Regions from separate parts of the Homo sapiens genome. Here region 1 is linked to region 2. Evidence: chromatin loops called from intact Hi-C (ENCODE). Cell type or tissue: heart left ventricle. All regions are shown on one strand. Links, peaks and the distances in the headings refer to the core of each region. The heading gives the core; the rest is flanking DNA. Region 1 overlaps CAMTA1 (calmodulin binding transcription activator 1). Region 2 overlaps CAMTA1 (calmodulin binding transcription activator 1).

Region 1 (5,377 bases), core at 252-5,251, 210 kb after region 2:
TACCACATATAAAATCAGTGCTGTAAACAAGGGCTCACTCCCAAAAGGATGACAAAGGTGGTGAAGACCAGCATCCTTTGAAGAAGACGTGAAATCCGGGACATGTGCTTGTTGGAGACATCCTAGGGAGACCACACTGGCTGTCGTCAATATCAGAAACGCCCTCATGGATGAGATGAATTCATGGAATTCTCTGTGGTTCCAGGGGACAGAAGCAGGACTGATAATGTATATTCAAGGTGAATAATTTACACTCAGCAGAAACAAGAACTTGCTGACCATTTATACTATTGCAGAAATAGCAGGTCAGCGTGCAAAGTGGTGAGCTCCTCAGCTCTGAAAATATTCAAGTGCAGGGTGGAGCTAAGAGATGGGATTCAGAGGTAGGGTTACTAACGGTGTCATTTGTTCACTTGACAAATACGTAGAGAGCATTGTCCTGGGACCTGGAGAGACAGCAGTGAACACAAAGACAAACTCCTATCCTCCTGGAGTTTATAGAGTTGGTGATTATGAAATGGTGAGAAGTGCTCTGAAAATGGAGTTTAGAGAGTTGGTGGTTTTGAAGTGGTGAGAAGTGCTTTGAAAACATGGGATTTTCACGATGATTAAGAACTCCCCAGCAAATTTTCTCCCATCACCATTACTCCGATACTCATGGCCTTAAAACTAAAGAAATTAAAAATATAACGACAATTATAAATATGTAAGTGACAACTGAAAGAAAGGGTAGGGTTTTTCCTATCGGTGTGGGAACTGGGTTTCTTAAATGAGTAATTAGTGAGTCAAATATAAGATAATCTGAGAGCAATGGGACCTGTCACCTCTAAAGCCCCTTTCTGCTCAAAGACACTGGGATTCTATAAAAACATGTCTGTGGCTTCCCACAAAGTCTCTCTCTCTGAAACAAATCTGACCACTTTAAAACATAAGGTGCCCATTAGAAGTCACCAGAAGCTCATTAGACAAAAAGATGAGCAGGAATTGGGGGAGGTCAACAGGTAAGGGTGGGAATGTGGAAGAATGAACCTGAAAGGAAACATATGTGGTAAACAAGTCAGAAGCACCCAAAGTCAGAGCCAAGAGAGGCCACATCATGCAGAACCTTGGACTTCCACGGGCCAAGGCACCTGCTCCCTCTCAGGATAGGAGCCCCATAAGCTGACCTGCTCCACAGGCTGTGGGGAGACAGCCAGACTGTTCCACTGCTTGTTTTCCAGGCCCCGCTCCATAAGACATGCTCCCCACCTCGCTCCTGTCCTGCCTCTTCAACTTCCCATCCTAAGCAGAGCCATTTTAAACCTACTCCCCTGCCCTGTGGCCTTCAAAAGACAAAGGTAGCTAGCAAGACAGTGGCTGACGCAGGGGCTGGTTCCCCATATTTTAGAGATGCCCCCAAACAAGAGGAAAGTCTTGGGTAGAAATGGTGAGAAGTTCCTGGGGAAGACAAGCATGAGTGGGTCCTCCCCACGCAGGGGGCTGCAGGACCGGGAAGTGAAAGAGGCGCCAGCTCCAGGGTGAGCAGGCTGCAAGGAAGCCAGCTTTCGGTGGCCCAGCTCCCCACTCCATCTTGCCCTGGACACACATCTCCCATCCTGTCCCTAGAGCGAGGACCACAGAAGAGCAGAAGCACCAGCCCCTCACCCAGCACCAGCTGGTACCAGGGCCCAGACAACGCAGACAGTCTATCACAGTGGAACCTGGCAGCAGGGTGGCCCCTGAACACTCGATTCTCTTTCTCCACCCCTTGGTTGGGGGACTTGCAATAGAGGCTGGCAGCTCTCAGAAAAGAACCTGTCAGGGTCAGGTTGGCCAGGGCACTACAGGGAGGAAAAAGCAGACTGAAATCAGGGAATGATCAAGACCAGATTTTATCACCAACGTATTCTCCTCACTCCCCACCCCCAATTCTCTAGAACTCACCAGAAAGAGCACAAGTGAGGGTGCAGGCCCTGCCCCTGGCCTAGACCTGTATGACCCTCCAAGGCAGCTATGGCTCACAGGGAAAAATAACCAAACATCCAAGGAGTACAACCGCTCTAAGAAAAAAGACCCGGCCGGGTACGGTATAATCCTAGCACTTTGGGAGGCTGGGGTAGGCAGATCACTCGAGCCCAGTAGTTCGAGACCAGCCTAGGCAACATGGGAAAGCCCCGTCTCTACAAAAACACAAAAATTAGCCAGGCATGCTGGCATGCACCTGTATTCCCAACTACTTGGGAGACTGAGATAGGAGGATCACCCGAGCCTGACAGGCAGAGGTTGCAGTGAGCCAAGATGGCACCACCGCACTCCAGCCTGGGCAACAGAGTGAGACTCTGTCTCATAAATAAATAAATAAATGCTCCCCGAGGCCTCTCCAGAAGCCAAGTGATGAGCACCATGCTTGTACAGCCTGCCAAACCATGAGCCAATTCAACCCCTTTTCTTTATAAATTACCCAGTCTCAGGCATTTCTTTATCTCAGTGCAAGAACAACGTAACACAAAGACAAACCCTATGTTTATATCAGGAAGCAGAATTAAGAGGCAAACCAGAACAAGAATTCAAAATAAGCAGATATCCTCAAAGAGATCAGGGAAGACACTGGGAACACAGAGTGGGAAGAGGCAGTCATAGGAAGAAGCCACTGGAAACGCTGGCTATAGAAACATAATTGCTTTGTTTTGTGGGCACAGAGTTTCAGTTTGGGAAAATGAAAAACTTCTGGAGACTATGATGGCTGCACAAAAGTGAGAATGTACTTAATGCCATTGAACTGTGCACTAAAAAAAGTTTAAAATGGTAAATTTTATGTTATGTGTATTTTACAATACAAAAAAGGTAGAAAGAAATGAATAAATGAATATTTAAATAATGTCATAAATGTAAAGATCCTAACACTGCTTTTGAACATAGATGTCCAATAAAAGGTAGCTTTATGAAAAGAAACATGATAGGTAAAATAAAACTACAGTATAATTATTGATTAATTTTGCAAATATTTATTGAGCATCCACCGCATGTCAGACGCCACAGCAAGATGCCAGGGATATGTTACAGGACAAAAGAGACAAAAAGTGCTGCCTCCGTGGCTCTTACGTTTGGCAAGAGAGACGAAACGCAAGGTGCACCAGACGGTGCTATGGAGAAGGCAAAGTGCATGGGGAGTGGATTCTCAAAGAAACCTTGAGGGCAGGTCTCCCTGGGGACAGGCTTGGGAGTCTGGGCTCCCTCTGGTGACTGAGGAGCACAGGGATAAAAGCAGATCTTGGTGGCAGAGGGACATGTGACGCAGAGGGAGTGGCATGGCATGTGCGGAGAGCACGCAGAGCTCCAGGGCTCCCTCTGGACTCAGATGAGGGGAAGAAGCCTGCTGGAGGTGCAGACTTATTCTATCTTATTCCTAGAAGAAAGCGCTCAGAGATGGGCGGATCACCTGAGGTCAGACCAGCCTGGCCAACATGTTGAAACTCTGTCTCTACTAAAAATACAAAAAAAAATTAGCTGGATGTGGCGGCACGCACCTGTAGTCCCAGCTACTCGGGAGGCTGAGGTAGGAGAATCACTTGAACCCAGAAGGCAGAGGTTGCAGTGAACCAAGACCGTGCCACTGCGCTCCAGCCTGGGTGACAGAGCGAGACTCCATCTCAAAACAAAACAAAAAAAGGCACTCAGTACACAGCCAAAGAATAATTTAGTGAGGTTAAGATCACAACAGGGAGCTTACCAGAATGCATCAAAAAAAAGATAAAGAGATGGAAAAAAAATTTGTAATAAATGAAAGGAGGCTGGGCACGGTGGCTCACACCTTTAATCCCAGCACACTGGGAGGCCAAGGAGGGCGGATCACCTGAGGTCAGGAGTTCAAGACCAGCCTGGCCATGGTGAAACCCCGTCCCTACTAAAAATACAAAAAACTAGCCAGGCGTGGTGGTGCACGCCTGTAATCCCAGCTACTCCAGAGGCTAAGGCAGGAGAATCGCTTGAACCCGGGAGGTGGAGGTTGCAGTGAGCCAAGATCGAGCCACTGCACTCCAGCCTGGGCAACAAAAGCGAAACTCTGTCTCAAAAAAAAAAAAAAAAAGAAAGAAAAGAAAGGAAATATGGAAAACAGAAGACGACCTGTCAACATCCATGTCACAGGAGACCCAGGAGGACAGAAACATGAATGGAGGAATCTGTATGAAGAACTAATAACCAAGAATTTCCCAGAATTAGAGAGATGTGTAAAAACCTGAAATTGAGAGGCTGCCCGAAGAGCCAAAGGACAGGTAAGATAGGGAGAGACGCGACATGCTTCCGAAAGGAACTAACACAAGAAGATGTCATGATCCTGAAAAGATATGCACCTCGGAATTTGGCCTCAAAAAATGCAGAGTAACATCTGACAGGGCTGCAAAAAGAAATAGATAAATCAGTAGGTTTGGTTGGAGACTTTAACGCATCCCCTCACAAACTGATGGCTCGCACACACACACACACAAAGCAAAAAACAAAGATGAAGGAATTTATTAGGGTTTAACTAATAAATACACGGAAAATTCGTCCAACAGAGAATGCACATCCTTTTTGAGTACGTGTAGAACATTCACAAAAAAATTAAACATGCACTGAGCCACAAGGGAAGCTTCGGTGAATGCCAAAGAATCATCGTCCTAGGAACCACACGTAAGACTGTAACATAAGAATGCTTACAATTACCAACAAAAGGTTCGCTTGCAAACCGACACATCTGGAAGCGAAAAGACATCCCAGTGATACTTGTTAAAGGAAAAAATCGTAAGGGAAATTTTTGAACACTTAGAACACAGGAAAATCACTATGTGTCAAAATTCATGAGACATAGAATTCCACTTTCAATCATGGAGAAGTAGCTCTTGTTGGACCAACCTTCCAACATTTAAAATATATATATTTTTTAATCAGAGGACAATAGAGAGAGACCAAAGGCAGGCAGAAATGGGTGGGATTTGGACAGTAGAAAGAAGGGAATAAGACTGGGTAAGTTTCTGAGGGTTTGTGACTTTTTTTCTTTCTTTCTTTCTTTCTTTCTTTTTTTTTTAAATAGCTTTTTGCCTGAGGCAGGCCCCAGTCAGTGTCACAGAGCAGCTAATACTCAGATAGAAAACTGAAGTCTTACTTTTTGTAGAATCAGAGGAGAGCTTGGGTTAACCACAGCAGCTAGAAAATGAAAGGGGAACTCCCTAAAAGGAAAGAGCCACAGAGGGAGAACACCAAAGTCTGTGCATAAACTGCCTCAATCTCCAGCTGATCTCTGAATTATGTTTGCATGGAATAGACTGTAAGCAGCCCACCTAAGGCCTAAACACCTGGACAGAGATTTCTGCTGCAGCAGAGACAAGACAGAGTTTATAGTTTGAACTCAGCGAAGTAT
Region 2 (5,377 bases), core at 205-5,204:
GGGGCAGGCAACCATGCACCTTCTAACACGATGCACTAAGAACAACCCAATGTCGCTTCTGTGGTGTTCCTGCCAAAATTGCATATCCTGAATCTGGTCCTAAGGAAACATCTGACAAACCCCAACCAAAGGACAGTCTACAAAATAAATGGCCTGTATGCTGCAAAAATGGCAAGGTCATGAAAGACAAAGACTGAAGAATTGATTGATGGCGATTACAGAGACATGGAAACTAAACATAACGTGAGATTCTGAATTGGATCCTACAACAGACTATTGTTTTTATTATTGTATTTTGCTAATAAAGGATATTGTTGGTTGCAGGAATAAAGTCTACAGATTGGATAATGCTATTGCATTAGTACTATTTTCCTGACTTTGACCATTGCACTGGCTTATGCAAGAGGATGTCCTAGTTCTCAGGATATACACATTGAAGTGTTTAGGGTTAACGGGGCATCATGTCTGAAACTTACTTTCAAATGGTTCAGTCATGTGCATGCACACATACAGAATGATAAGACAGATATGATAAAATGTTAATATCGGGAATCTGCGTGAAGGGCATATGGGAATTCTTCATTTTATTCCTACAACTTTTCTGAAATCTTGAAATGACTTAAAAATAAAACATTAATAAAAAATTAAATGCTATGTAATGTCAGAATTCTCTATTCTTTCCTGGTCCAAAATGGGGAGGTTCTACTGACTCGGAAATCTCTAAGGATTAAGAACTTCTGTGGCCATTTGACCCTCCCTGGAGTGTCAACATTCAAGGTAAACCAGGAGCTTACCAACCACTGCGACCTGTGGAGTAGGTAGGTGATGCTCTTGAGCTGAAGAACGAGGTTGTTTCATACATTACGCTGGCCAATTCCAACAGATTGTTGCTGACAGAGCTCTGGGTTCTCTCAAAGAGAGTGCCAAGAAACAGACCTGACAGCTGCCTCCCCCTCCCAGTTCTGGAACCACCATCAAAGATGCAATTAATCCAAGGGTGAGACTCCTTTTACTCACACAGCCTCAGATATGAATCAACCCCAAAGTGTTAATAGATCAACAGTTATCTCTAATACCAAATACAATTTGCATTTGAGATGACATCTGCAATATTTTAAAAGCCAATGTCTAAAACAACAAACTTGGCAGTTTTTCTGAGTAGCAATTAACACAGTGACTAATCCTATCAAGAAGACAGTAATTGGCATGGAGACATCCTTCTCACACCAGCGGCAGGTTGAAAAACTTAATCCTAACCTCTTTTTAACAGCGTAGACTCTAGAGCATCTCTGCGCATCAAGGAAACTAAAGCAATTATTAAGGACAAGGGTAATTACCCTACAGTTTCAACAACAACAACAACAAAATAGAAGTATTCAAACAACAATCACATAGGAGAAAGGGTGGGGCCTTGAATCATGGTTAAAGGCTATTTCGGTATCATGGCCAGACTAGGAATAGACTATGGTGTCTCCACGGCCCCACCCAGGACAGAGTCAACCACAGCCCCATGCCAGCCAGTCGGCCCAGCAATGGTCACTGTAGCACATAGCTTTCTATACGAAGGGCTCAAGTGCTGATCTAGTCAAGTAGGAGGTCCCAAGGATTTAACATGTGAAACAACACATATCATCAAGCTGGTCCCTTCGACATCATCAGAACCCACTATGTTTACTCTCAGCCCACATAGTCAAGTTATTCTCCCCAGGTATGACACCTTTCCCCAGAATCTGTCTAAAGCCTTCCCACTCTTCAAGGCTCAGCTATGGTTCTAGGAAACAATCCCAACCCACGGCAGCCCTCAATGAACACTGGGCAATTTAAGCGCCTCTTCTCGGACCCACAAGAGCAAAACACAGAGGTGCACATGTTGACTCATTGCTTCCTGTGGGCTGGCTTGATTTACACCTTCAACAGAATCACATGGTTTTCAAGAGTCAAGCCCCTGCCCTATGTAGCTTTCACATCACCTAGCACAGGGGTAGACAAACAGGTAAAATTCTGGCAAAAATTCCACAGCATCTCAGATGCCCAATAAGGTACCCAATACTCAATAGGGTAAAGGGAGAAAGAGGCTCTTTGTGTGTGTGTGCATTTTGACTGACCTGATCATTGCAGAATTTTCAATGAAGTATGTAGTATGTGTTTACCAAATGAACAAACAAATGAATGAATGCACAATGAACAAACCAAAGAACAAACCAACTTTCATGAGCCTGGATCAGTTTGTCTGGGAGGTTAGCAAGTGTATCCAGTAAGGTCAAGGCTATGGACAAGATGTCTGCACAAGCCAGCTGGCTTCTGCCAGAAAGCACTGCCTGACGGAAGCCCGGTCTACACCTGCAATGCTCCCCAGTTGCCTGGAGGGTGTGCTGTTGGCCACAAGAGGAGCAAGCATGGAGAGAGAGGCTTCCAGCTCGGAAGGGATGTGTTACCCTTTTATAAAGTAGATGACGTGGCATTTTATTGAGCATGGAAACTTCTTACCCATATGCTGTAACCAAACCTTAGTTTAACCCTGGTTTTGCTGGGCAGCAGAATGAGGGAAATGCTAATGGAGGACATCCCTGGACCTGAGGTGAGTGGGCACTTAGCTTTCAAATGCCCAGGAGAGGTAGCAGGGCCCCAAACACTAAAGGAAGAGAAGAGCTCTTATTTCACGAAGACTGGGGAGATAAAGGCAGGTCTTGGATCCACAAGATACCAGGAGCTTGGAATAGACCACACCATATGGAGAAGCACAGAGCCGGTGGTTTGGTCATAAGAAATAAGGGAAGGACACCTGAGTCAAGGCCACAACTGGACCAGCCACTGGCCTCGTGACCCAGGATCCTGCAATGTACCCCTTTAGAAATAGGGTTGATCCTAGATCCACCCATTAGAGGTGGGACAGGGCTCCAAGGTCAATTTTCAGTTGTGGGTGATTGTGTCGGTTGGAAAAATAGAGTGTATATTTTTAGGTGGTATATACATTTTTATCAGAATGAATTCAGCTTTTTAAAACAAGAAGAAAACATTCAATGACAGATTTTCCTCCTGAATTTGTAATATAATATGATAGAAGATTTTCTTTCCACATTCATTTTCTACAGACCTCCCTGTCAGTGTCAGCAACCTGGCCCTTGACACGCTCACTGGGTATCACTGGTGTTATCCAGCGATATCACCTAATGTAAACATGTCTCCTCTTCCAAGCGGGTGGAAAGCCCCAGGAGTGGTGGGGAACTGGGTCTTATTCATCACTAAGCCCTGTTCAGAGCCTAGTAAAGTGTCAGGTACAAGATGCTACTCAGTGGATGCTGATTGTTGATAATTATACAACAGATATAATGCAAGTAAGTCAGCAAAGAAATTCCTCTAGGAGGCCAGTACCAGGGCCAGACACTTCTCAGCTAATAAAGTGTTTAATTTTTACAGAAGTGTGTTTCCCTCTCAGGAGACTAGGAAAGCAGCGTTGCCATTCTCAACTCCTACCAGCAGCCACTGAATGAGAGAGGGGCACTTAGAAGAAGCAGGCCGGGGGTGGGGTGTGCAATCCATGGAGACTGTGTCCATGTGGGAAGCAGCATTTGGGTCAGAATTTGGAAACCAAGGACTTAAGAGAAGTCATTAAAAAGCATGCTGCTTCTGTGCCATTTGCACTCCCTCAGACTGACAAAATTTAAGCATTGACAATAGCTAATGTTGGTAAAAATGTGAAGCAACAGAGGCTCCCACATTACAGAAAGGAGTGAGAACAGAATTAACGCCTTTGGAAAACTACTTGACAACTTCAACAAATGGGAAACAATCTAAATGTCCATCCAAATACAAACAGATAAATATCCTGTGATATATTTATACAATGGAATAGTACACAGCAGTGAAAATAAATAATAGAGTTACAAACATCCACAAAGATGAATCTCATGAAAATATACTGGAAAAAAGCACATTATAACTCGAACACACAAAAAAGGATTCAGTAAACTAGCAGAATATAAAACTGGCACTCAGAAATCAGTACTACAAAGAAACTCCCATGTATAATAGCAACAATAAAGATAAACTATTTAGGAATAAATTTATTCGGGTATGTGCAAAACCTCCATGAGAAAACCTTTCAAAACTAAATAACACAAAAGTATTCCTCAGCAAATGGGAAGACATAAATTCTTCTTGGATGAGACAACTCAGTATCATCACAATGCCAGTTCTCCCTAAATTAATTTATAAATATAATGCAATTTTATGGAGCTAGACAAATTGATACTATAGTTCATGTGGGAAAATTAACCTTCAAGAATAGCCAGGAACACAGAAAAGCCTCAATGGGAACATAAGCCCTACCAGACACTAAAAATACTACAAAGCCTTCATAATTAAAACAGTGTATACTGGTGTATGAGTTGACAGAGAAGTGGAGTAGAAGAAGTCCAGATATGCCCCAACCACATTTGGAAACTCAGTATACGATAAAGGTGGCCTCTAAAATTACTGGAGAAAACAGATGTTTTTAAATAAATGCTGCTGGAACAACTGAATAACAATTTTAAAAAATTAAGTCCAGTATCTCCTACCAAGCACAAGAATGAATTCTAAATGAATCAAAGATTAAATGTAAGAAAAAAAATGAAACCATACGAGTACTAGAAGAAAATTGGGTTAATTTCTTTTTGATCTGGATGTAGGAAGAGGTTTTCTTACTATGACTCAAAAATACACACACAGTAAAAGAAAAGATTGATGAACAGGACTACACAGAAATAAAAAGTTTTTTCACAGAAGACACATCTGATATTCAAAGACACAAAAAGGTTGAAAGTAAAAGCATGAAAATAAATATGTCATGCAAACACAAAGTTGGAGTTGTTATACCATGTCAGATACAATAGACTTTAAAAAAATGTTGCAAGAGATAGAAGGACATTTCATAAAAATAAAATGGTCAATCTATCAGGAAGATATAACAATTATAAACACAATGCACCTAGTAACACAGCACCAAAATACATGAAGAAAAAATGGATAGATATGAAGATGAAGGTAGACCATTCAATAATAGTAGTTGGAGGCCGGGCATGGTGGCTCACGTCTGTAATCTCAACACTTTGGGAGGCCAAGGTGGGTGGATCACCTGAGGTCAGGAGTTCAAGATCAGCCTGACCAACTTAGTGAAACCCCGTCTCTATTAAAAATACAAAATTAGCCAGGCATGGTGGCGCATGCCTGTAATCCTAGCTACTTGGGTAAGGCAGGAAAATAGCTTGAACCCAGGAGGCAGAGGTTGCAGTGAGCGGAGAGCACAACATTGCAATCCAGCCTGGACAACAAGAGTGAAACTCTGGGCCGGGCGCGGTGGCTCACGCCTGTAATCCCAGCACTTTGGAAGGCTGAG

Evidence for each region. Peaks named below come from ENCODE experiments on the same cell type or tissue, not always from the same donor. Only the 100,000 strongest peaks of a DNase experiment are listed, where the experiment ranks them.
Region 1: it touches region 2 in a loop (10-fold over the local background); 4 of 110 quality-filtered maps call a loop at or near these places.

The regions. Positions count from the first base shown.
Region 1 is chr1:6,996,350-7,001,726 of GRCh38, reverse strand. The region is part of intron 3 of CAMTA1 (calmodulin binding transcription activator 1); the gene reads right to left. Among named protein-coding and RNA genes, the nearest start is that of CAMTA1-AS3, 15 kb to the left of the region's middle. RefSeq lists a silencer at 5,106-5,195. In heart left ventricle, for the core only: a CTCF peak has its summit at 3,210 (motif pointing left); no DNase peak of the experiment used is centred there.
Region 2 is chr1:7,205,078-7,210,454 of GRCh38, reverse strand. All of the region lies in intron 4 of CAMTA1 (calmodulin binding transcription activator 1), which reads right to left. Among named protein-coding and RNA genes, the nearest start is that of CAMTA1-IT1, 160 kb to the left of the region's middle. In heart left ventricle, for the core only: a CTCF peak has its summit at 2,368; no DNase peak of the experiment used is centred there.